2 separate regions of the Mus musculus genome follow, and region 1 is linked to region 2. A link is a loop called in an ENCODE intact Hi-C map of the cell type or tissue named here. Cell type or tissue: left cerebral cortex. All regions are shown on one strand. Each heading gives the region's core, and the rest is flanking DNA. Links, peaks and the distances in the headings are about the cores only. Region 1 has its middle 18 kb from the start of Pate4. Region 2 overlaps 1700027I24Rik (RIKEN cDNA 1700027I24 gene).

Region 1 (15,274 bases), core at 4,789-9,788, 1.1 Mb before region 2:
TGATTGAAGGTAGGGGGAAAGGTGGCAGGAGAATAGAATAGCAGGCTGCTCAGGGTCTAGTTGTATCTCTTAATGGTACTGAAAAAGTCTTTTGTATTTTTGTATTGTTTTTCAAATTCTAAGTTGACAGTTAATCATCAGTGATGCTATAAAAATGGAAAGTAAGCAGCATTTATAGCTACAGTGTCATCTACTACCAGAGCATAAATGGCAAATTTTGTTTGATAGATTTTTTTTTTTTATCTTCTTCAATTCACCCAGCCAGTGTCTGATGAAACAAACTGCTTTTTATGAATATTACTTATTTTTAACTAGGCACATTGTCTTAATCTGAGTTCTATTCCTGTGAAGAGACACCATAACTAAGGGAACTCTTATAAAGAAAAGCATTAATTTGGGATGACTTATAGTTTCATAGATTTAGTTCATGATTTTCATGTTGGGAAGCATGGCAACATACAGGTCCTGGAGGCAAAGCAAAGAGTTCTACATCTTGATCCACAGGCAGCAAGGAGAAACTGTGTTACTGCCTCCACTTCCTCCAAAAAGGCCATACCTATGCAAATAAGGCCATACCTCCTAGTAGTGTCACTCCCTATGGTCCAAGCAGTCAAAAACATGAGTCTGTGGGGGCCATACCTATTCAACATCATATATACATTATATCTTTTTATGCTGTTCATAAGTTGCTTAATAAACTCACCATCAGTATAATCTTCTTGTTGTTAAAAATGCTACTATGTAATGAGTGTTTATAATCTGAATTGAGTAACCGACTTGGTCTAATTAGAATCTGACTTGTAACTTTTAAAAAGCTTATTGTTGGTGAGAACACAAGTTTACTTTTCTGTCCTGCTACTTTGTCTTCACGACACAGCCTTTGATACGCCAAACCTGTCAACATGTTATTGCATACTGCACATTTTCAAATGACAGTCTTTGAAAGCATGAACAGATTTCCTCCACACTAAGCAGAATGCCTTGTAATCTGCCTCCGAAGATTGCAGTCACTTGCCACTTTTTGTTGAATGATATTTCTTCATCTATAATTTTCCTTTGTATGAGTTCTGTTTTTTTTTACACAAGTATATATATGGAGAATACAAATGAAATGATATGATTTTTAAAATAGAAGTTCACTCAGATAAATGTGCGTTACATAATATAGTTTGCAGTGGAATTTACATTTGGTGGTTTGAAATCATGTTATAGGGCTGTAGATGTGGGTCAGTGGTTAAGAGTACTGCTCTTGAGGAAGAGTACATGGGCTTGGTTCCCACCACCCACCCTGGCCATCTCACAGCCATATTTAATGTCAGTTCTAGGAGATCCGACACCCTTTTCTGGACTCAGGCATATTCATTCACAGGTGCATAAACTCATGTGCACACATATACATAAAATTAAAAACAAATCGTTTTGAAAATGAATTATGTTTAGAAAATGAATCTAAGTCAATTAGAAAATTCATGGTTCACAAAAATCCATGTATTGTTGTAGACATGCTTTTTTTTGGTTACTTTATTGGATTTTTATACCTACTACACTTCCAATCTGTACTCCACTCTAATCCTTTTCAACCCTACAACACTAGGTAGGAGAAAAAGATTAGAGGGGAAAGCAAGTTTAGACCTCTTTAAAGAGACTACTTCCTGCTGATTATTGGCATTGAATTCCTTGGGGCAAGTCTAATCTTTGTAGTCAGGATATCTCCAATTTGTTCTTATCTCTTTGATCATGGCCACTTGACAAACCACAGTGACAGGGACCACCAGCAGCAAAGGGAGCAGCAGCAGAGGAAGCAGCAGCCTCCGCAGAGTGTGCCTGGCCCCTTTTGTGGTTCTGGCATTTACACCCTCTCAAAATTTCCCAGAATTTCAAATGTCACACAATCACAGAAACTATCTGAAGCTGGCAGAACCATATCCCTGCTAGAGCACCAGGCAAATCATAATCACTTGCTGTGAAGCAGCCTCTTATTCCATACCTAGGATATAACTGGGATTTTACTTTATTTTTTAACTGTAACCAGCTTTATTAAAGGTACTTTGCATAAACAATCATGGTTTTTCAGGCAGGACATGGCCAGACAATCAACAATATACAAGAACTTCCAAATTCCCTTTTTGTATAGACTACCAGAATCAGAAAGCCACTATAAAACCCAATGAAGTCTTTCTTCATCCAATGCTTTGAAAAGGGGGAAGTAGCTTAGAGTGAGAGTTGACATTTCACATTAAGGATGTTGTTTAACAACTTTTCAAAAGCTGACCCTGACTTTCAGGAAATGAATGTGGCAGAATTATCAATCTGAAGATCTACAATCTTTTTTTTTTTTTTTTTTTTTGAGACAGGGTTTCTCTGTGTAGCTCTGGCTGTCCTGGAACTCTGTAGTCCAGGCTGGCCTCGAACTCAGAAATTCACCTGTCTCCACCTCCCAAGTGCTGGTATTTAAGCTGTGCACCACCATGCCTGGCTGATCTACAATCTTTTATAAAAGGAACCAGTGCTCTTCTGAGAACACTTGATGAAGTCACTGCAAAGTCCACATCACCCAATAGACTGGAAAACCAATTTTGGAGGCCAGGTTCCAACAGGTCTCTGGTTTTTAGGGAATTAAGTCTATGTTGATAGTACAGGGGGGAAGAGGATATAAAACTGAATTTATAGTTTTTCCAGACCACAAGACATTGTTGTGCCTTGGTGGCCACCTAGGTCAAGACCAGAATATCTCTCCTGGGAGCCAACAGGAGCCTTTCAAAATTATCAGGGAAAGAGTTTTTCTGTCCTCAATCCAGCTTGGGAGAGATTTTGTTACTGACACATGATCCTTCCCCCACCCAGTAATGAAGTGTTCTGTGTGCTAACAATATAGCTTAAAAAAAAAAAACAAGTAAAACAAAATTCTGCATTTTTATAAAACTTGATAAAAAGTAGTATTTCAAACTGTACTGTCACCAGAAGTACACAGTTATCAAAAATGCACACGCGTTACTTGGCATCTCCAGCACCTTCAGCTTTCTGTGCCTGGCTTGTTTTGGCATCTCCATTTTTTGCAGGATTATTTGAATCCTTCCCAGTGTCGGCTTTCTCCTTCCTCCCCTTGGGTACCTTCTCTCCCTTCTTTGTAGGGACCTTTTTAGGTTTGGGCCCTGGCTTTGGAGGAGCAGGTTTAGCAGACAACCTTGAAGATCTTCTCTGTGGCTTGTCCTTCACCTTGATTTTGTCTCCTTTAGCATCCCCTTTAGCCTTTCTTTTGGGCATGGTGGCAGCAGAGGACGTCGGCACTGAACACGGGTATACAGTGGCGTGCGGGTTTGGTCCGTGCCGGGGTTGTCCTTGCTGCTTTTTCACACTGCTCCATAACTGGGATTTTAAAGAAACCAAAATTCTCACTAACATTATGTTAACTGAGTAAGAACATCATCATACATTTCCTAAAGGCACAGAACAAAATTTACATGCTTAACATTCAGTGAGCCAAAAATTTGTACTGAATCTACTGATAGTATGGATTTACTGATACTTTGATTAGTGGGATGTATTTGAAGTAACTGAATATATTTCTCAATGAACTGATATTTTATCTTATAACCAAAATCTTTTGGTTTTACAATGTATGTAGTAAATATATATATTTATATATATTTAAAGTAAGTAAAGGACCCTTCTAACTCATCACTTACATATGATGGTTACATACCTGTTAATTTGAAGAAAAATAAGAATCCTATTTTGTGTATGCTCCATTCTATTTCCAGAGGAACTTGACTGATACAGCTTGTCCACAGACAGGCACTATTTCTTGGAATGTGCTACAGAGAACACTCTGTTTGGGAGGCATATGACCAGCTCAGGCAACAAACCCCTTGTGATGGTTTATATATGCTTGTCCCAGGGAGTGACACTTATTAGAAGGTGTGACCCTGTTGGAGTAGGTGTGGCTTTGTTGAAATAGGTGTGTCACTGTGGGCGTGGGCTTTAAGACCCTCCTCCTAGCTGTATGGAAGTCAGTGTTCTCCTAGCAGCCTTCAGATGAAGATGTAGAACTCTCAGCTCTTCCTGAACCATGCCTACCTGGATGCTATTATGTTCCTACCTTGCTGATAATGGACTGAACCTCTAAGAGTTGTCTTGGTCATGGTGTCTGTTCAAAAGCGGTAAAACCCTAAGACATCCCTCTTTGTCCTCTAGCCTTCCTGAAAGAGGATATGGGTTATGCATGAAGCAGAACAGTTTAAAGAGAGACCATTAATACCCTATGAGACATGACAAAGGGATTGTGTCTTTTTTTAAATTGGTATTTATTTCTTTTACATTTCCAATGCTGTCCCAAAAGTCCCCCACACGCTTCCCCACCCACTCCCCCACCCACCCACTCCTACTTCTTGGCCCTGTCATTCCCCTGTACTGAGGCATATAAAGTTTGCACGACCAATGGGCCTCTCTTTCTACCAATGGCCGACTAGGCCATCTTCTGATTCATATGCAGCTAGAGACACTAGCTCTGCGAGTGGGGGGGTGTTCTGGTTAGTCCATATTGTTGTTCCACCTATAGGGTTGCAGATCCTTGGGTACTTTCTCTAGCTCCTCCATTGGCGGGGGGGGGGGCTGTGATCCATCCAATAGCTGACTGTGAGCAACCACTTCTGTGTTTGCTAGACCCCAGCATAGTCTCACAAGAGACAGCTATATCTGGGTCCTTTCAGCAAAATCTTGCTTGTGTATGCAATGGTGTCAGCGGTTGGAAGCTGATTATGGGATGAATCCCCGGATATGGCAGTCTCTAGATGGTCCATCCTTTCGTCTCAGCTCCAAACTTTGTCTCTGAAACTCCTTCCATGGGTGTTTTGTTCCCAATTCTAAGAAGGGGTAAAGTGTCTACACTTTGGTCTTCGTTCTTCTTAAGTTTCATGCGTTTAGCAAATTGTATCTTATATCTTGGGTATTCTAAGTTTCTGGGCTAATATCCACTTATCAGTGAGTACATATTGTGTGAGTTCCTTTGTGATTGGGTTATCTCACTCAGGATGATGCCCTCCAGGTCCATCCATTTGCCTAGGAATTTCATAAATTCATTTTTTAATAGCTGAGTAGTACTCCATTGTGTAAATGTACCACATTTTCTGTATCCCAGTTCTTCACAAACTATTCCACAAAATAGAAACAGAAGGTACTCTACTCAACTCATTCTATGAAGCCACAATTACTCTGATACCTAAACCACAAAAAGACCCAACAAAGATAGAGAACTTCAGACCAATTTCCCTTATGAATATTGATGCAAAAATCCTCAATAAAGTTCTTGCTAACCGAATCCAAGAACACATCAAAACAATCATCCATCCTGACCAAGTAGGTTTCATCCCAGGGATGCAGGGATGGTTCAATATACGGAAATCCATCAACATAATCCAGTATATAAACAAACTCAAAGACAAAAACCACATGATCATCTCGTTAGATGTGGAGAAAGCATTTGACAAAATCCAACACCCATTCATGATAAAAGTCTTGGAAAGATCAGGAATTCAAGGCCCATACCTAAACATGATAAAAGCAATCTACAGCAAACAGTAGCCAACATCAAAGTAAATGGTGAGAAGCTGGAAGCAATCCCACTAAAATCAGGAACTAGACAAGGCTGCCCACTTTCTCCCTATCTATTCAACATTGTACTTGAAGTCCTAGCCAGAGCAATTCGACAACAAAAGGAGATCAAGGAGATACAAATTGGAAAGGAAGAAGTCAAAATATCACTTTTTGCAGATGATATGATAGTATATATAAGTGACCCTAAAAATTCCTCCAGGGATTGTGTCTTCTTAAGGACATAAAAGCAAGTTAGATTTCTTAGTAAATGGAATGTAGTGGTAGACAAAAAGGGGTCACAACACCACACATCCTTGAGTGCCATCGAGGTTCAGATAACTTCTTTAGGCCGCTGATTTCAAACAAAGTGGGGGGGGGGTAGGGAATACAGTATTTAATTTGTGTGAAAAGCCTGTAGTGAGTATTATTTCTAGTGAATATGGGGACCTTGACAAACATGGCAGAATAATAAGGAGATCTTGACGAACATCAGCGTCATAAGAACCATGATGTCCAGTGTCATGAGCCAGTCATCTGCACAGTAAATCCGTGCAAGGGGGCAGAGAATAGAGAAGTTCAAAACTTGTCTCTTTAAAACAACACTAATTCTCTTTTCTCACTGTCTAAAAGGCTCCCCCCTTGTGGCTACAGAGGAAAATATTCTTAGCATAGCCTAACTCAGGAGGTGGTAGGGGAAAAGCCATTTCTCCGATACCCTAACTCACACTGGCTGCCCGAGTGGTTCTGGTTTTCAGAGTAAAACCTGTTTTGGCCGTTTGCACATAACCTTTACCTCTCTCTGTAGATTGTGTACGCTTGTCTCTACTTACAAACATCTTGTCTCTATTTCCCTACTGAGTCTTGGATGTCACAATCAGCCGTCAAAAGGTATCAGAACAGGGCTGAGGGGTGCAGCAAAGTGCTTAGTGTTAGAAAAGGTGCCTAACTTGTGACAGGCCCTTGGTATGACCCCATGGCTGATAGAGAGGAATGGGGAGGGAGGGAGGGAGAGAGGGAGGGAGAGAGGGAGACAGAGAGAGAGAGACAGACAGAGAGAGACAGAGAGACAGAGAGAGATAGATAGAGACAGAGACAGACACGGGGGAGGGCAAGAGAGAGGGAGGAGGAGAGAGAGAGGTTAATTAGATTATTACTTTCATCTCTAGCACAATGTTCAGCAAGGCAGCCTCCAGGTCTAGGAGATGTGTCTTCTTTTTAAGTATTTTAAGGATATTTGTTGTTACATTAAAGGTCCACCCAGTTAACCACCTCTGCAAAAACACTGTCCCCTACCCCCAAATAAACTACCTTTTTGCAAGATACAGTAACAAATTTATCTCAACTCACTCTACCATATCCTCTCCTGTTTTTGAAGTTTCTGCCAGGAAGACTTGTAGTGAGCAGAGTCTCCAGGAGATGGCTCTGTGCGTCTGCACAGTAAGAGGATGAAAAACCAGGGAGACTAACAATGAAGGTTCTGTAAACTTGGTGGCTCAAGACGATTTTATGTTAATGATTTATTATTTTCAAACCCAGCAATGACTGTGTTTCTTCATAGTGTATCATTTCACACTGTCTCCCTTCCTTGTGATTCCATTGTAACCACCCAGGAGATCTCCCCTCCAAGGCAGCTGAGTAGCAATTTTAATCCTATGTGCAGTGGTAACTCTGCCTTTGCTACCCATCAGGAAACATCCACAGGTAGTTGTTTTATGCCTTCGTTCCTTCTCTGTGATTATCTCTCTAGAAATCTAACAGGTTTACAAATCTTAAAAATTCCCCAAATCCAGCTTTATTGATTTAGCTATAATTTGCTACCTCGTTTAAAATTAATTTATCATTCTACTTTCTTTTTTTGTACTTCTCTTTCTCTCTGTATACAAGTATGTGCATGCATATATGTACATACATACATACATACATACATACTTACATACATACATATATGCATAAAAAGTACATGGAGTCAGAGTTTGATTCTGGTTTTCCACCTTAGCTTTTGAGACAGGGTCTCTCACTGAATCTCAGGTTCCCTCATTCAGCTGGAATAGCTGGCCAGAGGGCTCCCAGGATCTCGCTGATTCCACTAGAGCCCTGGGGTTACAGACAATGCACCATGATGCTCAGTGCCAGAGAACACCCCAGTTGGGTATGGGGGTCCCTGGACTGAGGGTCCTTGAAACTAGTTAAGGATTCAGCGGTGACAAACAGAAACAAACACAGAGGCAGTTTGAATCTGAGTGTATTTTGCAGCTCTCAAGTAGGGGACTTTATACATTAAAAAACCAAACATTACATCCCTTAGAAACTATAACCAATGAAACAATCACAAATACCAACAAAAATCATTTGGCACAGTAAAGCACAAAAATTATCCAAGCATTACAACTCTGAAACTATGTTTTCAGTGAATCACAAACAGAACGGGTAATATCATCATAATATAACAACTCTAAAAGGATGTATTCAGTGGGGGCTGTTGTCCAAGGCTAGTGGCATTATTTCCAGGAGCAGGTTAATAAATCTTTAACGGTCAGTGCTCTTAACTGCTGAACTAACTCTCTAGCTCCATGGTCAATTACTATTTAACATCTAATGCCTGATTTTTTTTTTTTTTTTTGTAAATCTTCAATATGTAAACTTAAACTACTTTATTTTTTTCTAATTAAGGCTTTCTTTACCATATACCAAAACCCACCTCTGATGACATACATGTAGTCATATGAAATTTTATTGTTGGGAAAATTTTTATCTATCATAAAAGTTTTGTAAATGATTTAAAAAGTAAAGCGTTGGTTTCCCTGGGGATAAGGTCATTTTAGTGACCCCCATCTCTAGGGATGGTTTCTTACACATTATTCTCACTTAAAATCTTGGCCTAGGCTACCAGGAACATGTAAATAAGAAAAGGAATAAGAGAAAACAACACAGATAGATTGCTGTGAGAACTATGGCTCAATATTTTTTCTCTGGCGAAGAGTTCCACAACCGGTTCCAGGAGGCCTCCCCCTTTTGAGGTCAATCGCCTCAGTCTGTGGAACTTGTCACACAGATCCTACTGGAGGTGGTGTGGCAGCTCAGCTTTTACATGGGTTCTAGGGAATTGAACCAAGTTTCTCATGTTTATGAACAGATACATTACCTACAGAGCCATGTCTCCAGCTCTACCTGTATTCTTTGCTAATTTTCCTTTTCTGCTTTTTCCCCCACATTTAATTTGATGATTATTAAAAAAAGACCCAACAATTTAAGGTTGCCTTTTCAGCCTTCCTTTTCTGCTATATACACATTGTAAACATGCTTTAATTTGGCCTCTCACTCATATGTAACTCAGTTTTTTCTTTAACATGTAACTTCAATTTAAAAAAAAAACATTTGTATAGATGTCTTTTGCCTGTGTGTATATCTGTGCACTACATGTGTGCCTGGTGCCCATGGTAGCCAGTAGAGGGTATCAGGTCCCCTCGAACTGGAATTACATATGGATGTGGGTGCTGGGACTCAAACACTGGTGTTCTGCAAGAGCAACAAGTGCTCTTAACTAATGAGCCATCTCACCAGCTCCAGATATTATTAAATAATCTCTTTTGTGGGGCGTGGTAGAAGCCTCAAATGAATGTGTGCTGTTGACATGAGCTGGCCATGTCAAGAACCTTAGCTTCAGACCTATGGGAAAATGGCAAAGCCTCCCCGTAAGACCCCCTTTCGGGGACCCTTACTCTAGTCTCAGGAGAGAGAGCGCACCCAAAGAAACACGTGAATCCTTCTTGCTGTAAACACATGAGGCAGTTTAATGGCGGAGCTCTGGGTCGAAATGTATCTCATGCAGGAGACAGTGGATTCGACCCCAAGGCTCAAAGTTAGGGGTTTTTATGGGGTAAAGGGCTTACAAACAACCAGCCATTTCTGAGTACTTTATATGACTTACAGGTCTTGAAATTTCACCTTTCTTTCATCCCTACCCCAGTGCTTGAATTAGAATGACCCCCATAAGCTCATAGATTTGGATATTTGGTCACCAGGGAGTGTGCACTATTTGAAAGAATTAGGACATGTGACCTGTTGAAGGAAGTATATTACTGGAGTTGGACTTTGAGGTTTCAAAAAGCCCATTTTAGCCCAGAGTCTCTTTCTTCCTGCTCCCTTTGGATCTGCATGTAGAATTCTCAGGTACTTCTCTAGTATCATATCTGCCTGAATTTGACCATGCTTTTCACTGTGATTACAATGGAATCAACTTCTGAAACTCTAAGCAGGCCCCAATTAATAAGAGTTTCTGTGGTCACAGTGTGTGATGAGAATTCTGGAATTTTGGTTTCTTAAAAAAAACACAGAAATATAAGCATATGTTTTCATTTTAGTCCCAGGTGTGGTGATATGGGCTTGCTTCACAGCAGCTGACTATGATTTGCCTTGTGCTCTATCAGAGGCATGGTTTTTGCAGCTGCAGATAGTTTTTGAGATTATGTGACATTTGGAATTCTGGGAACTTTTCAGAGGTTATATAAATGCTAAAGCCCTGATAGGTGGGATCCTTTGGTGGCTATTGGCCATTCAGGGAGGTTGGTTACAGTTCGTTAGTAGTTGTGCTCAAAGAAAAAAGAAGAAAGAAATTATGTTCAAGAATCTCTATCATTCTTTCTCCCCTCTATCCTTCTTTACCTCCTATCTCATGATGGGGGCAAAATTGGGGGGAATAAGGGTGGAATAAAAGAAGAAACCACAAAGTAACTAAGATCAACTACAATGGTGTCTCTTCATAGCAATATATCACTGACTAAGACACCCAAGGTGGGGCTTGGAAGGACAGCAAAGCCTTCCTCTGGTCCATGTGTGGATGTTGACAGTATATACAGAAAATGTCCACTATATCTTTCTTCCCCAGGATGTTTACAGCCTTAAAATTGCTACCCTTCAGAGACCGTTCCTATAAGCTTAGCTAAACCTGTCTCCTTGTTCAGCTGCATTTTTATTTGTTGTGTCTAGTAAGGGCATTGATGTCCCATTATAGAACAACTCACAACTACATTGTTTCTGTCTCTTTCTGTACACACACACACACACACACACACACACACACACACACACACACTTTAAAGACACTTCTATTCTAATAGGCCTCTAATGACTTTTTCTAAGGCCTTTAGTGTTAGTTATTCCCCTAAACTAAGAAGACAGCAATAATGGGCAAGAAGGAAACTGTCCATATGAATAGAAAATGCCCTATATGGACTTATATATTCATGACTAGGTTACCAGGGCAGGTAATTGGGAGTAACTGTATCTTGACTCTTCCTGTCTCTTGATCTGCTTACTGTTCATAGTGAGATAAATAGATCTCGGTTACCATACTATTCATGGTACCATGATGCCGTGTGTTATATTGTCCCCACATCAATGGATTCAAAGGTCTATGGACCAAATCCTCTGAGACTGTGAGTCCAAATAAATCTTGTCACCCTCAAATTTCTTTTTTTTTAAAGATTTATTTATTTATTATATGTAAGTACACTGTAGCTGTCTTCAGACACTCCAGAAGAGGGCTTCAGATCTTGTTACAGATGGTTGTGAGCCACCATGTGGTTGCTGGGATTTGAACTCCGGACCTTTGGAAGAGCAGTTGGGTGCTTTTACCCACTGAGCCATCTCACCAGCCCCCACCCTTAAATTTCTATCATATGTTTTGTCACAGTAACACAGAACCTGGCAGTAGACAAAGAGATTCACTGCAAGTGGGTGTTTAATCAGATATAGAAGACATCCTCAGAGCCTTAGTGATAAAATGGTATAGTAGTTATTTAAAATAAAATTACCTTAAAAAGCTTGAGCTGTTGTCACAGAATATCAGGGCATATGTAATATAGATAGCACACATTTGTTGCTCTCAGTTCTGGAGGATGGATAGTCCAAGATCAAGGGACAGCAAGGTTGCAAACATTCTTATGGTTCACTTTTTTGCAGGTGGTGTTTTCTTGCTGAGTTCTGCCATAGTAGAAAGGACAAAAGTTCCTTCTGGATTCTTCTATAAGACTACCATCCCTGCTCATATAAACCCTACTCTTAGGATATAGTCCCCCCCCTTAACTATTATTATGTTGCTAACTAGGTTTCAACATATGAATTTTGACATATTTAGACCACAGTGCACATAGACAATAGAACAGAACAGTGTGTCTAGAGATACAACACAAAATCCGTACAAATAGTTTCTCATGCATTATTGTTCAACTTAAGATTTTTTTGACTTTATGACGATGTCAGAGGATGATATTTAATAGATATCAAACTTTGAATATTGAATATGTTTTCTCTGGGTGAATGACACAAAGTTTAATACTGTTTTTTTAGTGCTGAGCAGTAGTAGGAATTTGTAGCCTCCAGCTAGCACCACACTCAGAAGATAAATGAGATGTCTTAGTTTGGATTTTACTGTTGTGAAAAGACACCACGACCACAGAAACTATTATAAAGTTAGTTTATAAATTTGATTGGGACTGACTTAGAGTTTCAGAGGGTCAGTCCATTGTCATTATAATGGGAAGCATATCAGTTTACAGGCAGACTGCAGGTGCTGGAGGAGCTGAGAGTTCTCCATCTTGATCTGAAGGACCTCCAAGCCCTCACCCACAGTGACAAACTTCCTCCAACATGGCCACACATACTCCCACAAGGTCACACCTCCTAATGGTGCCACTTCCTATCGGCCAACCATATTTAAACCACTACATAAGCAATGCTGGTCATTAGGCTAGGCATATTATGTTCATTTTTATCTGCATGATGTTTCCAGCTTGGAGTAGTAGGTCTGTTGGGAGTGTTTCCCACCATAACTTGAAGAGTAGTTTATTTTGTATTTGTGCTTGGCTTCTGGTACAAAAACAAACAAACAAACAAACAAACAAAAAACTTCTGTGATCTCCTAAGTGATAAAAATAACAGGAATACCTTCTGTTATGGTATCTGGCCGTTGGTTCTCAATTCTTGAAACATTTCTACATCTTTCACTATTCATAATGGACTTCAGCCACACCCGAGTTTATCCTGGGGAGATGATTTGGAGGTATGACTAGAATCAGGATTGGTCATGGGGAACAAAGCAATATGTGATTGAGATTTAGAACCTTCAGCTTTCTTCCTCAGTTTTCAATCTCTGGGAAGATAGGAGAGGGACTAGAGGTTGAATTCATCATCATCAGTTGATGACTTGACTAAAATCACTGTTGTATTTATGAATCTTCCATTAAAATCCCTAACAAAATAAGTGCTATTTTGGGTGCTACTGAGCTGGTGAGGAGGTATGCATTTGTGTGCTGGAAAAGGGGCTTCCCTCACACTCTGTAGGAACAGAGGCTGACACGGCATATCAGAGTTGAGTTAACTTGCAGGACTCTCTGCCAGTGTCCAGTAGAGATGCAGAGGATTCATTTGTGTGAAGAAACTCATACCTTTGATATCAGAAATTTTGTGAGAGAGATTAGTACGTAGCAGTGAATTTTTTCTTTCTTTTTATTGGATAGTTTATTTATTTACATTTCAAATGTTATCCTCTTTCCCGGTACCCCTCTCCCTGAAAATCCCCAATCTCATCCCCCTCCACCTGCTTCTATGAAGGTGCTCTCTAACCCACCTACCCACTCCTGCCTCCCCGGCCTTGAATTCCCCTACACTGGGACATCTAGCCTTCATAGGATCAAGGGCCTCTTCTCCCATTGATGCCTGACAAGGCCATCTCCTGCTACATATACATCTGGAGCCATGGGTCCCTCCTTGTGTACTCGTTGGTTGGTGGTTTTGACCCTGGGAGCTCTGGTTGGCTGATATTGTTCTTCCTATGCAAACCCCTTCAGCTTCTTCAGTCCTTTCTCTCACTCCTTCATTGGGAACCTCATGATCAGTTCAATGGCTGCCAGCATCTGTATTTGTATATGTTAGGCTCTGGCACAGCCTCTCAGGAGACAGGTATATCAGGCTCCTGTCAGCATGCACTTCTAGGCATCTACAATTGTATCTGCATTTGGTGACTGTATATGGGATGGATCCCCAGGTGGGGCAGTCTCTGGATGGCCTTTCCTTCCATTTCTGTTGTACACTTTGTCTCTGTATTTGCTCCCGTGAGTATTTTTCCCCTTCTAAGAAGGACTGAAGCACCACACTTTGGTCTTCTTTCTTCTTGAGCTTCATGTGGTCTGTGAATTGTATCTTGGGTATTCCAAGCATTTGAGCTAACATCCACTTACAGTGAGTGTATACTGTGTGTGTTCTTTTGTGATCAGGTTACCTCACTCAGAATGGTATTTTCAAATTCCATCCATTTGCCTAAGAATTTCATGAATTCATTATTTTTAATAGCTGAGTAGTACTTCATTGTGTAAATCAACTACATTTTCTATATCTATTCCTCTGTTAAAATGTGGGGCAATGGGCTATGCACAGACAGCCTGATCTCCAGTCAATCTTAGGTCTTGAACCCTGGTGGAACCCAGTGGGTGGTAATTTCTACCTACATGGGATGGAAGGCTTTAGATCATGTCTTCTAGACCCCTGGCTCCTGTTGAAGCTACTGCCCCCACAGCCCCCACAGGGGAGGTCTGTGGCTATCAGTCATGCAGACAATGTCCCAAGCTTCTGGCATTCTGGATAGACCACCCCCCACAGTTACCTGACTATAGCTAGGTATGCTCCTCCCCACAGTTACCTGGCAACAGCAAGATAGCACAGCCCACTATAAGAGGTGCTGCTTGGCCCGACCTCTCTCTCTCTAAGCTTTTATCTTTCTTAATCTCTAGCCCTCCTTCTCTCTCTTTCTCTTTCTCTTTCTCTCTCTCTCTCTCTCTCTCTCTCTCTCTCTCTCTCTCTCTCTCTCTCTCTCTCTCTCTCTCTCCCTCTCTCCACGTGGCTATGGCCAGCCTCTCCCTCTCTCCTTCTACCTTCTCTTCTTTTCCCCTGCCTTTCTACAATAAAGCTCTAAAACCATAGACTGTCTCTGATCATCAAGGCCTGCCAGGCTTGAATGATGGGATAAGCTTTCTCTTAACGAGCCATGTCTAATCTCCCACCAGAAGGCCATCCTGTGCTCCTAGTCATGGACCTGACCAAGGACTCTTGCCCATGAGAGAACCATCTAGCGACCCCTCTCCCCCTACCCTCTCTTCCCTTCCTTCCTGGGACCGAGTGCCACCCCGGGGCCCCTATTCTGTTCTCAGCTCCTCCAATATATCCAGCATGGGATGCCGGAGGCTGAGAACCTGGTACCTGGGGCTGCCCCTTGTCCACCACCCTCCGTGTGGGGTCGGTGGCTTAACACAGCCAGATGTCCACCCAGGGCTGCATGGAAAGCATGTGTTGATCTTAGAGCATAAGTTTAGGAAAATTTCTCCTGTGCCCATGTGTTTGAGGTTCTTCCCCACTTCCTCTTCTATTAGTTTCAGTGTATCTGGCTTTATGTGGAGGTTTGATTCCCTTGGACTTGAGCCTTGTACAAGGAGATAAGAATGAATAGATTTGCATTCTTCTACATTCTGATGTCCTGTTGAACCTGTACTATTTGTTGAAAATGCTGTCTTTTTTTCCACTGCATGGTTTTAGCTCCTTTGTTAAAGATCAAGTGACCATAGGTGTTTGGGTTCATTTCTGGGTCTTCAATTCTATTCTGTTGATCTACCTGCCTGTCCCTGAATCAATA
Region 2 (15,274 bases), core at 6,083-11,082:
GACCCAGATGTAGCTGTCTCTTGTGAGACTATGCCGGGGCCTAGCAAACACAGAAGTGGATGCTCACAGTCAGCTAATGGATGGATCACAGGGCTCCCAATGGAGGAGCTAGAGAAAGTAGCCAAGGAGCTAAAGGGATCTGCAACCCTATAGGCGGAACAACATTATGAACTAACCAGTACCCCGGAGCTCTTGACTCTAGCTGCATATGTATCAAAAGATGGCCTAGTCGGCCATCACTGGAAAGAGAGGCCCATTGGACATGCAAACTTTATATGCCCCAGTACAGGGGAACGCCAGGGCCAAAAAGGGGGAGTGGGTGGGTAGGGGAGTGGGGGTGGGTGGGTATGGGGGACTTTTGGTATAGCATCGGAAATGTAAATGAGCTAAATACCTAATAAAAAATGGAAAAAAAAAAGCAGAGGAAGAGTCGCCACCTTGAGTCTACATGACAAACTTTACCTCATGATCTCTGTGTAACTAAGCCTTTCTCACACTTTCAAGAGAGTGATTCCAAATTTTCTACCTTTCTTTTGGACCACAGCTAGATTTCATGTAATTATGTCATCTGTGTGTATAATAATTGCTTTTATGTGTTGTTTGTATAAAGAAAAAAATTAATGAATTATACTAGTTTTTCTTAGTATTCATTTAATTGTGTGCTAAAATTGTTATTTTTATTATTTGGCATGCCTAGATAAAATGCACATGTGAAGATTTACAAATGTGAATATTTTGATGATGTATTAAAAGACCTGGGATAAATACATACCTGATACTCAAAACATCTTAAAATCTATTAGAGTGATTTGGTTATACTAAGTATAGTCTTTGGTTATACTAAGTATTTCATAAAAACTTTAACATGATAATTGTTTATATAAACAACATTCATTAGTCATAAGATAAAGATTTGATTAAGCTATTCCATTTACTGTTTTATGCTTTATATCTTCACATAAGTCCATGTGAAAATATATATGTATATACATACATATATGCAATGATTTCCTTCAAAAACAGGTTCCAAATAAATACATATCAATTACAATTTATTCACTTGTATTACAGTCATGAGAAACAAAAAAATTATATGATTTAATTTTCAAAACATTCTTTTTTGTTTTTTATTATTTTTTATTTTATTTCATGTGTAGGAGAGTTTTGCCTGCATTTTACCTGTGAAATACCTGTGTGCCTATAACCATGGAGACCAGAACAGGGCATCAAACCCTCTGGAAATGGAGTTACAGACAGTTGTAAACTGTCATGTGGGTAGGGGGAATTGAACCCAGGATCTCTTTAAGAACAGCTAATGCTCTTAACTGTTGAGCCATATCCTCATCCCCTTAAAATATTCTTATATAAAACTGTTAAATATAAGCTTTTTTATTAATTCTGGACTACATATATACATGATTGCTAAAGATCTTTTTGTTAAACTTCCCTTTCACAGTGAAGATTAGAGAAGATCTAACAAATAGCAACTTTAAAAATCTTGGCTTGGATAACCTGCCCAGCCAGAGACCTGTGTGCCTTCTGGTTTGCACCAGTGCCTGGAAGAGAGCCTCTGCTCTGGGTCCAAACCTATACAGCCCACGTGGAGTAGCAGCTTGACTCCCCATGTATTCTAACACACCCAGGATCACAGGTGAGACCCCAAACCCTGCCCAATACCCTGCATACCAGGACCCCTGGGTCAATCCAGTGGAAAAAGACAGCATTTTCAACAAATGGTGCTGGTTTAACTGGCAGTCTGCATGTAAAAGAATGCAAATTGATCCATACCTATGTTCTTGTACAAAGTTCAAGTCTAAGTGGATCAAGGACCTCCACATAAAACCAGATATACTGAACCTAATAGAAGAGAAATCGGGGAAGAGCCTCGAGCACATTGGCACAGGGAAATTTTCATGAATAGAATACCTATAGCTTATGCTTTAAGATCAACAATCAACAAATGGGACCTCATAACACTGAAAAGCTTCCGTAAGGCAAAGAACTCGGTCAACAAGACAAAAATGACAACCTACAGATTGGGGAAAGATCTTTACCAACCCTATTTCTGATAGAGGGGTATTATCCAAAATATAAAAAGAACTCAAGAAGTTAGGTTCTAGAGAACCAAATAATCCTATTAAAAAATGGAGTACAGAGGTAAACAGAGAATTCTCAACCAAGGAATCTCAAATGGCTGAGAAGCACTTAAAGAAATGTTCGACATCCTTAGTCATCAGTGAAATGCAAATAAAAATGACCCTGAGATTCCACCTCACGCCAATCAGAATGGCTAAGATCAAAAATGCAGGTGACAGCAGATGTTAGCAAAGATGTGGTAAAAGGGGAGCACTCCTCCATTGCTGGTGGGTTTGCAAGCTGGTAAAACCACTTTGGAAATCAATCTGGTGGTTCCTGAGAAATTGGAAATAGTTCTATCTGAAGACCCAGCTATACCATTACTGGGCATATGCCCAAAACAACGTTCCAACATATAACAAGGACACATGCTCCACTGTGTTCATAGCAGCCCTATTTATAATAGCCAGAAGCTGGAAACAACCCAGATGTCCCTCAACAGAAGAATGGATACAAAAAATGTGGTTCATTTACACAATGTAGTACTACTCGGTGATTAATAACAATGACTTCATGAAATTTGCAGTCAAATGGATGGAATTAGAAAATATCATCCTGAGTTCTAGAACAGAAAGGGTACACAGAGCAACCCTGTCTAGAAAAGAAAAAAAAATCAAACAAAAAAATAAAAGAATTTAGGCAAAATACTTGTTAAGTGACTATATACTTCTACAAAGGCAAACTGGTAAGTCTAAAAAGAGATGGCTCAGTGATTAAGAGCACTCTTCCATGACTAGGAGCACTGATGACTCTTCAAGAGGACCAGGGTTCAATTCCTTGCTCACACACGGCTACTAATAACTGTTGTCCCAGGAGATCCAATGCCCTCTTCTGGTCTCCCTGAGTACCAGGAATGCACATGATGCATACAATTATATGCAGACCAAACACTTATATACATAAAATATTTATTTTAAAAAAGATAAACAAATGACCCAAAACAAAACTGTAAAAAAATAATAATAATTTCAAACTTTACCTTGTTTTGGATGCTTCATAAACCCTAATGAGAAGCAAATGACTGTTTTAAACAAAAACTATTTCAGAGTGACTAGTACAATGACTTAAATCTCTAACAAAAAATTAATTTGAACTGATTTTTAAAGAGGCTATTAATATTTTAACATGGATTTATAAACTTAACTATTTAAGAAACTAGATAAATGGTGTGTGGGTGTGTGTGTGTGTGTGTGTGTGTGTGTGTGTGTGTGTGTGTGTGTGTGTTTTAACATGGATTTATAAACTGTTAACTATTTAAGAAACTAGATAAATGGTGTGTGTGTGTGTGTGTGTGTGTGTGTGTGTGTGTGTGTGTGTGTGTGTGTGTGTTTAGCTACTACCTGCTAGGTTTTCGTTTAAAATTATATTCTAAACCAGGCAGTGGTAGCACATGCCTTAATCCCAGCACTTGGAAGGCAGAGACAGGTGGATTTCTGAGTTCAAGGCCAGCCTGGTCTATACAGTGAATTCCAGTACAACCAAGGCTATACAGAGAAACCCTGTTTCAAAAAACTATTTTTTTCTACTGTTATAATAATAACAATAAACCATCAAATAAAGAAGATATAAAGATTGTTCCATAATGGAAATCGATAAAAATATTAGATAAAAGTGTGCTATAGAAAGATGGTGGGGGAAAATAGATAGGGTTATAATTAAGTTGGTTGTAATATAAAGGTTACTAAATTTTTTCAAGTCAAGATTCAATATCCTAGGATGAAATTAATGCTTGATTCTCTGTTTACAATGTTATCTTAAGTGTCGATCTGTTCTTAGTAAGAGGACAGAGTTAGCCAGAGTCAAGCTGACTTCTTGACAGGCTGCAAACTGGCAGTATGGAAGATCAGGCATAAGTTTTTGTTTCCCAGGACTGGAAAAGTCCCAGTCAATTCCCGGAAAAAACCACCCCTGACAGCAGCCAATCAGGAAGCAGCCAATCCGGAGCTGTAGAAGCTGCCCCACCACCTAACCTGAGCCAAATAAAGCTATTCAGCAAAAGTCCCCAACCAATTAACCAATCACTAAAGCACCTATACCCCTATACCCCTGGAGATTGAGCTGTCCAATCAAGGGAAAGAAAGGTAAAATTCGCCCACTCCTACCAGGCATTAGTTGACCAGAATAACTGCTCTTTGTTGTTGCATACTAGCGTCATCCTTTGCATATCGTGGACCCTTACTTACATTAGTAAAAATGGGACACTTAAACCCTATGATTAGATTTCATTTTATGTTTTCCCATTAGAGTAAGTCTTTGCCTGTTGCATAGTCATTGTCTTACCCACAGAAAAAAATTATATTTATGGAATTATTCCTATTTGGAACGCTCCTACTAAATTGTATGGTAATTGTGAACAAATATTTAAATGTTCATAAATTCGGCCTATTATTAAGAAATAACACTAATAAACTGTCAAAATCAATTAAAACTTTAACTTTCTCCTATGATTTAACCCTTTTGGAAGGCATCCAGTGTATCTTCATAAAGTAAGTACTTGACATTTTAGTTTTTAAAAACTTTGTAGGTAAAAGTGTTGGGAGCCATGCCAACCCAAGGCTTTCTCAGAGTCCCTAATAAAAGGACAAAGAGAACATGTGTTTTGTGTCCTTGCCCAGAAGCAGGCTTGACAAGGTCTGTTCTGGGGTTAGGGCCAAGTCCTCAGAGGAGTTAAGGTTTTAATTTCTGAGAATCCAACTTTCCCTTCTTATCCGTCCTAAGGCAGCCATGTCTGAGGTATACTGTGCTCTTTTTGCCAATTAATTTATTTGATTTAGCTCTCTGCCAGGGCTGGCCCATCCCCTCTCCTGCAAACAGTATATAAGATGTACTTCTTGATAAACTTGCTTGGCATAAAACATAGCTTGCTCGAGACCAGATGATATCAAACTTTCCTATATTGTTTACCTTCTGATGCCCTGGTCTTTTCCTCATGGGCACACCACCAAAATATGCCCTGCTGGGAGAGGTCATGAAAACTACATACAGCCATCTTCGTAAAAGAAAAATCATGGGGCCTGCAAGAGGGCTCAGAAGGTAAATGCACCAAGCCTAAGAGCCCTAGTTTAATGCCCAAGATCCACAGGGTGTGAACATGGAGGAAACTGACTCCTGTAAGTCCTTCTCTGATCTCCACATGCATAAATAAAATGCAGTACTTTTTTTTTAAAAAAGGGAAAATTCATATTATTACTAGGGACTTTTAGCTATGATTCAAAATTAGTTACAGTCTTCTCAAATGATCAAGAAAACTAGATGCTTTCATTGAAGCATCATGGTTTTGGTTTGTTTGTTTGTTTGTTTGTTTGTTTCATTTTTTAAAATTCCAAGACTCCATTCTTACTGGTGGAAAACAACTTCTAACCCACTGCTGGACTACAAAATTCGAGGCGATGAACTTTCTCACATCAAACATATACATATACACATACACATACACATACACATACACATACACATACACATACACATACACATACACACACACACACACACACACACACACACATACACACACACACACACACACACACACACACACACACACACACACACATACACATACACATACATATACATCTATGCAGACTGCAGAAGTGACGGATGATCCTCATCTGCAGATCCACTAATGTAAGCATCCCAAGAGCTGAACATTTTTCTTATATTTTATGTTTTTAAAGTCCTTTAATAGTTAAGTTTAAAACTGTTTATGATAGTTAATATTTTACTTGCTATATTCATAATTAAATGTTAATCATAGTTTTAATGAAGTTCTGAATGAAGGTACTGTATCCTTTCATTTAATTGTTTTTTATTATGACTGATTGCTTACCCAGAACTTCTACCTTACTCAAGACTAATTTTCATGTTTAAAAGATTCAACTATTTTCACTGTCTTATATATATATAAAGTTTGGGGCTGGAGAGATGGCTCAGTGGTTAAGAACACTGACTGCTCTTCCGAAGGTCCTGAGTTCAAATCCCAGCAACCATCTGTAATGAGATATGATGCCCTCTTCTGGTATCTGAAGACAGCTACAGTATACTTAGATATAATAGTAAATAAATAAATCTTTGGGCCAGAGCCAGCGGGGCCAGGGCAAGCAGGGCCTACCAGAGAGAACAGAGGTCCTGAATTTAAAATTCCCAGCAACCACATGATGGCTCACAACCATCAGTACAGCTACAGTGTATTCATATACATAAAATAAATCAATAAATCTTTTTTTAGTTTCTTTTTATTTAGCATAATTTGTATTTTTTTAAATCTAGTTTTTTTTTAATTGACAAATCTTATTTTAAATCTTATTTTTAAATCCTCTATTTTGGGCATATCTATATTTTAAATGAAATTTTGAACAGTTTTTCTTTCAGGGATGGTCCTGAAGGCTATGTGGCAGCAAGCAGTTGGCCAGGAGAGCACTGTCTCTTCCCCTGTTCCTGTTCTGAATGTATTTGTTTTTAAGATTTATTTATTTTATTTATATGAGTTCACTGTAGCTATCTTCAGACACATCAGAAGAGGGCATCAGATCCCATTACAGACGGTTGTGAGCCACCATGTGGTTGCTGGGAATTGAACTCAGGACCTCTAGAAGAGCAAGCAGCCAGTGCTCTTAACCACTGAGCCATCTCTCCAGTCCCCTCATGTAGTTTTTAAAACATTTATTTTGTGTGTGTGTATTTTGCCTGAATGTGTGCAGTGCTCATGGAGGCCAAAAGAGGGTGTTAAAACCCTGAAACTGGAATTATAAAGGGTTGTGAGCCACCATGTGAATGCTGAGAACTCAATTCAGTTCCCTTTCCAGAGCCACAAATACCCTTAATCATAAAGGCATTTCTTCAGTCCCTTGTATGTATTCTTATAAGAAAATTTTGATAGCACATGGTAGACTAGACCATGAATACCAAATATGTCTTCATGCAGTGAGTATATGCATGATTGCTTTCTATCTTGAATGTTTATAGTCAATAAACCTCTACCTTTATATACTCATACACATACAAACATACATACACCACACATAGATACACACACACGGTATATATATATTTCTTAATATCTCTAGAATCTCCTGCAAGATGGGCCTTTGGGTATATCTGAGAGGAGATTATCTTGATTACATTAACTAATACAGGAAGAAACAAACCAATTGTAAGAGGGACCATGTCCTGAGGAGGAGACAAGATGGCAAAAACGAGTACTGGCATTCATTCAGTGCTCTCTACTGCCTGACTATGGGTGTGATGCAACAAGTCACATCAAGCACTGCTACCTTGAATTCCTCAACATTGTGGACTGGAACTGTAAGACAGAATAAAGCTGTCTCCCTTGAGTTCCTTTTTATTTTATTTTAATTTTATGTGTACACCTGCATGTAAGTTTGTGCACTACATGCATGTAGTCCCCATGGAGGCCATAAGAAGGCATTAGCTCCCCCTGAAACTGGAGTTACATATGACTAAAACAGTTAGTGATCAGGTGTTAAATTCAAACTTGGGTCCTCTGCAAGTAGAGCAAATGTTCTTAACCATTGAGCCATCCCTCCAGCCCCCTTAGGCTCCTTTTGTCAGAATGTTGCATCACAGCAATGGTGGAGGGAGAACCTAAGACAATAACCTTTATTTCTTTTCACTAATTTGTCTTCAAGTCCACTTTTTTACAGCTAATCCTGCTTGCTTTCAGATTTCAGCTACTTGATGTGTCATTTCCCATCCTTGCCTTTCATGTCAAGAGGTCAGTTTCTTGCAGACAATTTTTATTGATATTTTGAGGCCATTTTTAATTTAGGGTTATTACAGAGATGTATTTGCTGATTCTGTAATTCTGTAATTCTTTTCCCTTTTTGATTTTTGTATTTTTCTTTCTATATTCATCTTAAGAGTTTGCTGATTTAATGAGTTGAACATTTTAGATTACACTTGATTTTTATTTATCTACTCATATAATGCATTCTTCCTGGGTTTGCGGTTGTCTTCCTCCTTCCCGTGTAGGATTCCTTTAAGTATCTCCTTTAATGCTGGTGTCGTAGTCATGAAATGCTATAGATACTACTATCATGGAAGTTCTCTAATTCTCCAATTTTAAGTAATAGCTTTGCTGGACATAGTGACCTTGGTTGGCAGTTATTTACTCTCAGGGAGTTAAATCAGTTAACTCAGTTCAATCGCTATGGATGTGAATCCAAGTCGCACAAATCCTAATTCCTGGATCTCTTGGGTGGAAGCTCACTAAGCCATTGGAAAGTTAAAGGCCGTTAGGGTTTAGGAACAAAATAATGTTAACATAACAAAAAAAAAAAAAAAAAACCTTACAAAGTGAAAACAGAAAATGAATTTATAAAGAAGCATCCAAGTTTTTGCTAGGTAGGTATAAGCTTTCCTTTCCTGGGCTTTGTAAACAAAGACTAACTCATCTTCAGCCTATCTGACTCTTCTGTAACAACCCATCCTTTCACACAGAGACATTCTGATTTGACAGTGCTAACATTTAGATGGTTTAGAAACATATAAATTGTTACACTTTGTTTGTGAAGAGAAGATAAACACATGTGCAGGTCAGAGGGCAACTTTGGGACTAGTCCCCCCCATCAAGAGTCCCAGGGCTCAAAATGCAAGGAGTAAAGTGTGGCAGTATGTGCTTTTTACCCACTGAGCTATCTAACCAGCCCAAAAGCCAGGCTTTTGCCAGGGTCAACCTGACTGCTGTGGCATAGATCTACAGATGAGATCATGCGGGGATAGATGCTTTAAACATTTCTATGGAAGCTCCCTGATGCTCCAGGGTGACTCCTGCATGTGAGAGAATGTGAGACGTGGGTACACCAGTTTTACAAGTTCTCCAGGAAGCCTGTGTCAAAGGCCAGCTTACACGTGACTATTCTCTCTATTCTTCTAATTTATAAGCACCTAATCCTTTAAACACCTTTCTACTGAAAATAGCTAATGAGACAAGTTCCTATGTCCTACACCAGATCCTTACTAAACACTCATTTTAGTCATAAGCTAAACACTTTTTCCTAAAAACATCACTGTACTGTTTAATTAACTTGACGCTTATTGCTAAGCTTCCCACACCTTCCAAGAAAATCTCAGTACAAATGCCAACATTTCCATTTTCTTTCCCACTTTAGGCCCTCAGGAACGCAAGGACTGAAGTCCTATAGATGCATGGACTTGAATTCTTATAGTCTGACTGAAAGCAAAAGCAGATTTCTCCCAGGTTTCTAACTAAGAGTACAGTTCTGCATCTCCATGTTGGCTTTGCAGTCAGTAGCAATCCAGTCAAGCCTGATGACTGGCAGAGCTGTATGGTAGCAGGACACTAACTGTAGTGACAAAGTTTGGAGGGTTGGTTTTTTTTTTTTTGTATTTATTTATATCCCACATGGTGCTCCCCCTCCCAGACCTTCCCTCCCAGAGGTCCTCCCCCCATTCCCTTCTCCTCTGAGAGGGTGGGACACCCTGGGTATCCCCCCACCCTCACATATCAAGTCTCTGCCAGGTTAGGCACATCTTCTCCCTCTGAGGCCAAACAAGGCATCCATGAAGAATGAGCTGCCTGTCTGCTACATGTGTGCCGGGAGGCCTCAGTCTAGCCCATGTATGCTCTTTGGTTGGTGGCTCAGACTCTGAAAGCTCCCAGGGGTACAGGTTTGTTGACTCTGTTGGCCTTCCTGTGAGGTTTGCATCTCCTTCAGGGTCTTCAATCCTTCCCCAACTCTCCTGTAGGTGTCCATGACCACTGTCTAATGTTTGGTTGTGGTTATCTTTATCTGTTTCAGTCAGCTACTGGGTAGAGTTTCTCAGAGGGCAGTTATGCTAGGCTCCTGTCTGGAAGCATACCAGAGTATCTTTAATAATGTCAGGGATTGGTGCTTGCCCATGGAATGGGATTCAATTTGGCCTGGTTATTGGTTGGCCTTTCCTTTGGTTTCTGCTACATCCTGTATTTCTTTTATACAGAACAGATTTGGGGTGGAAAGTTTTGTGGGTGGTTTGGTGTTCTTATCCCTCCACTCGTGGTACTGCCTGGCTACAGGAGGTGGCTTCTTCAGGTTCCATGTCCCCACTGTTAGGAATCTTGACTAAGGTCACCCACATTGACTCCTGGGAGCTTCCCCTATCCCAGGTCTCTGGGACTTCCCAGAGATTCTTTCCTCCCCTCCACACCCCTTACCCACCTCTCCCCAGTCAGCTGCAGGTTTCTATTCATTCTCCTGGCCCTATGAGCCTCTCTCCTGTCCTCCCCTCCACCCCACCTCACCACTGCAAGCTCATCTTGCCTCCCCATTCTCCTACCCACTTCTCTCCCTCCCTCTGCATCCTATGACTATTTTGTTTCCCCTACTAAAAGTGATTCAAGCATCCTTGTTTGGGCCTTCCTTCTTGTTTAACATATTTGGGTCTGTAGGGTGTATGGGTATTCTGTACTTTATGGCTAATATTCACTTATCAGTGAGTACATATCATACATGCATGTACCTTCTGAGTCACTCAGGATATTTTCTAGTTCCATCTATTTGCCTGTAAAATGTTTGTGATCAGTTGTTACACAGCAATAGACAAGCTTGGCTGTGTGGATGTAATTCCCAAGGCTGTACTGCCACCTGCTGACTATGAACAAGAACAAGGAGAAAGATAAAAGAATTTCATATACATGCCTTCAGATATTTAGGCCTCTGACATGTCAGCAACTGCCTATCTTCAGACATGCTAAGAGAGAAAAAAAACAACCTACTTTTTAAACTAAGCATGCTGGTATCCCTCTCAATACACAAAACCATTTGCTCTGAGACTGTTTTTCTGAAAAGATAACTATTCTTGTTAAGGCCTAGGGAAAATATTAAGGCCTAGATAGAGTATTAAGGTCTAGGTAAAACGTTATGGCCTAGGTAAAATGTTAAGGCCTAGGTAACAGGACCTATAATAGCTAACCTGCCAATATAAGGAAACTTTCTTAATGCCAAGATTGATTAAATATACTGTTATGTTCTGTGCCCTTGGAAACCGATCATAAGTCAAACTGTTTTGTATTGTTACCCACAATAAGCTCAGACCAGAACTCAACAGCACTTCCTGCACTTGTGTATAAGCTTTTATGGTATAAGTTGCCTGGGATAGACTTCAAGGTAAGAGAAACATGTATACCAATATAAGAAACTATTTGGCATAAGACTTCCATTTTGAGTAATAGTCAAGTAAAGTTTAAGTTCCTAAGACCTCCCTGGAAACTGACAAGTTTGGCAAGTTAAGACATAAATACACCCCATCCTGGTAGACAAGCTAAGACATGAATATTAGACAAGGCAAGTCCCTTGACACGGTTGAATACCCCCCAACCAATAGGAGAAGGATAAATGTACAACTAAGACAAGTTCCTAAGGAAATCCCCTATCCCTAAATCCTGACTGGTGAAATAACTTGGCACAGGTGTTTGTGGATTTGGGGCTTAAAAACCTTGTAGGATCTTAACTCAGGGTCATGGTTCAGTCTCTGAATCTGGACCATGACCCTGGCTGACCAGACCTGGGGTATATACTCAATAAACTATCCCTATCTGATTGAGATCAGTGTTTATGTGGTTTATGAGGCAATTCCTTGACCTTAACAATTCTCTTCTCTAATTAAACTGACAAAAGAAATTTGGGTTAAATTTTTCCACAAAATTCTCTAAACGCTATTCCTGGCCTACTTCCCCATGTTGCCTTCGAGAAGTGTGATACTATTACTCTCTTCCCGAACTCTTCTGTAACTTTTCAGAGCCTGTGTTTATCTCAGTACTAAGAACAAAGTAATTGAAGATTTTCTCACCTGTTTGTGATACTGATTCTGTAGGTTTCAGATTCTTTTATGTTGGATACTCTTAACTGTGTAGTGATTCTCAGCCCTGTGTTCCCATTGAACACTTGCTCTGAATAACCATTGAGGGTGGGATGGGGCAGCAGCAGGGGTGGGGGACGGTGTCAAACTTCACATTAGACTAACAAGCTCAACAGGCAAATAACTCACTCTGGGTTTAGTCAAATATCAAATTCTACAGGATCTTTCCTCTGGAACTACCCAATTTTCCAAAAGATGTGTTTTGGTAAAGCCAGCTCACTAGTATTCAAGAAGCTGGGAAATGAAGAAAACTGGAAATCTACCAATTCAGTATTAAAATATATACATTCCACCAGATGCTGGTATGGTAGCTTGTACCATTCCTAACCTTATACATAGTGCTCCCTGCACCAGACCCTGCACCTAATGACATACCTCTTTTTTTGGAGTGGGGGGGTGGGGATCAGGTCATTAGCTAGATGCACAAAATGGGAACACCTAAGAGTTATTTGGGTCTGAACTAGATGTGCTGAGAAGTCACTTTCCTATATAATTTTAAGCACTTGTTTTGTTTATAGCAACCCACAAATTCTTATTAGCTACAGGCTACACCTGCTTGTTTTGTCACTAAGATTCAAGCACAGACATTTTACCTTCTACATACTCCATCCATTTGCTCTCACTCTTTTCATGTGTCACACTGTAGAGTTGAGGATCTTGAGATTCGGTGGGTAGAGCAGTTGTTTAGCAAGCTCAAGGCTCTGGGCTTACCTCAAGACCAGAAAAAAAATAGTAATGAATAAATGTAGTTTCACAGCGCTAATAAGTGTATATCCATCTTCCACATAAAGTGTTATTTATGAGTTTCTCCTTCAAGACTATTGTAAGCGTTGGTCTTTCATTTACCACTCAGATCAAATAGTGAGACAAGGTATCAGATCCCTTTCAACCATCAAGGACTCCAGTGTCCTCTGTGTGCAAAACACTCTGACTTATACATAAATAAAATTTAGTTTTACAAACAGTTTTGGCAACAGAAATAAGTTAATAAATAAATAAATATTCTGATAAGGAAAAAGATCTATTGTTTTCAAAGGGAAATGAGAAAGATGGGAACATTGAACATGACAGGTATTAGTGAAAGAGGGGACCTGCAAACTATCATGTGTGAAATGAAGCCAAGAGAGAAAGTCAGTATGGCACTCAGAATTCAGGCTTGAGTATCTTGAGTTTGTGACGGGTCTAATAACCGAGGGAACAGAGTCAGAATATGAATGGTAATTATATATTATAGATGTTGAGTTTAAGATGTTGCATGGTATCCAGAGAACAATGTTCAGCAAGTACCGATATATATGTCTGAACTAAGGAGGGAGGTTTGTGGGCCAGCGCAGTAGAATTTTGAAATTTTCCATTTGGAGGTGGTGATTAACATGGAAGACTTCTCAGGGAACATGAGGAGATAATTATCTGGAAGATACAATGGAGACATATCTTCATGAAAGAGGGAGAGATGCAAATATAGTTAGTGCTACATATTTAGAGAGCAAGTAAGTTGTATCTAGATATGGCTTGGAATATATTCTGGGATAAAGATGGAGACAAGGAAAGAGTAGAAAGCTAAGGCTGAGAAAGAATATGTAAGAATGGACTGAGAAAATCTTGATGTTCCCCCTTGACTATAGCAATGAATGGATGAAATAATACGTTCTCTGGTTTCAGTACTTCCCTACAACCTATGGGAAGCCTTATAATGTCTACAGTCAAGACTTTCAACGGGTTTCTCAACATAACATAAATGGCCACACTAGGGATTGCAGAGCCTGTCTACTACTGTGACTATCATGAATTTTATGATATTACCCAGCTTTGCATTAAGTTTGACAAGAGGCTAAGTAACTCAGATTATCGATTCAAAACTCTGTATGTGAGAAGAGTGACTAATGTTTATCAAGACCAAAAACCAAAATACAAAGAAGCACATGCTATGCCAAAGAGGGTTATGAATAGATATAAGCCAGAAATAAGCAAAAGTTATGAGTAAGAAGTACTAAACAATAAGTACAAGTAATTAAAGTGAGCATAAGTCACTAGATAAACAGAACGTAGGAGGTAGGGGTGGTAGCACATGCATAATCCCAGAGCCTGGAGAGCCAAAGCGGGAGGATCACAAGTTCAAGAACATTATGGGTAAAGTGATATAATGCAGATCCAGCTCAGAAATAGAGGGCGTGGCTAGCAGAAGCAAGATCCTGGATTTGCTCCCCAGCACCACACACACACACACACACACACACACACACACACACACACACACACAAGTAGAGGGAGAAAGAGACGAAATTCCTAGAGCTATTGTATATCTAGACTCACCATTGAGGTCACAGACTATGTTGCAGTCTCCATGAAGCCTGGCCAATGGAATACATGACCACACATAATTTAATCATAACCACACATAATTTAATCAGGATAAGTTCCAGGAGGCATGATATATCTCACCTCTGTATACTTTGTTGTTATCATTCCTAGACTTTTTGGCTTGCTTACTTTGGGCCTCCAATAGTCTCAACCCCTCAGCCTAAATGGCCTTTTAACTCAGTTCTCTAGAGCGAACCTAACATATTCCTATGAGAGTTCCATTAGGCTCAGACCATTTTGAAGCAGCGCACAAAAAGTATAAGGACATGAATGTCTGAACTTTTTTTCACCAATTTAGGGTCTTTAGAAACTAGAACATCAGCTTCTCTGTATGAAATTGGGCCAGTGATAGGAGTCAGAAACTAGAATACCTCTGGATGCCTAAGCCATTCAAATTTTATCACCATGTTTCTTTCCCTTCACATAATATACCTAAAGGCTCAGAGGTTTGATTTCAAAGCACCAGATTTCTGGGTACAGGGAGAAACTGTCCAAAGTGGGGTCTAGGGAAAACCAATCTGAGGGACATTGAAATTGGTGCTATGAAGTCAACCTCAAGAGGCCGCAAGAAAGGGAGAAGCAAAGGAATGTCCTAGAAGATTCTGATAACTGCCAAGGAGGGGTGCTGACAACTTTACACTCGTAGATGGTACCAACAGCACCTTTCTTAGACTAATTTCCACGGTTTCTATTAATAAAAAGAGCCTATTTCCCATGATGGAAATGAGCTATTGATATGTTTCTTCACATATTTCTCTAAAGGAGTCCAGGCTGAAGCTCAAAAATCCTAATTCAGACTTCCAACTCAAGCAAGGTAGGACAGATTAAGCCTTAATGACCATTCAGCTCTTATATAGCTCATTACTTCTGTATAGTTGAAACAAAGACAAATGATAAG

What was found. Hi-C counts contacts between places; a loop is a spot of excess contacts. Peaks named below come from ENCODE experiments on the same cell type or tissue, not always from the same donor. Only the 100,000 strongest peaks of a DNase experiment are listed, where the experiment ranks them.
Region 1: a loop joins it to region 2, with 8 times the contacts of the local background. A loop is called at or near these places in 11 of 42 quality-filtered maps.

Annotation. Positions count from the first base shown.
Region 1 is chr9:35,586,087-35,601,360 of GRCm38, forward strand. It overlaps the pseudogene Gm10105. Among named protein-coding and RNA genes, the nearest start is that of Pate4, 18 kb to the right of the region's middle. In left cerebral cortex, for the core only: CTCF peaks have their summits at 6,214 (motif pointing left) and 7,006 (motif pointing right); a DNase peak (open chromatin) is centred at 7,013.
Region 2 is chr9:36,676,801-36,692,074 of GRCm38, forward strand. 1700027I24Rik (RIKEN cDNA 1700027I24 gene) reads right to left here. Exons shown (of 4, transcript NR_040741.1): 2 at 14,329-14,366; 3 at 12,609-12,726. Among named protein-coding and RNA genes, the nearest start is that of 1700027I24Rik, 8.8 kb to the right of the region's middle. In left cerebral cortex, for the core only: a CTCF peak has its summit at 10,757 (motif pointing left); DNase peaks (open chromatin) are centred at 8,898, 9,268, 9,658 and 10,721.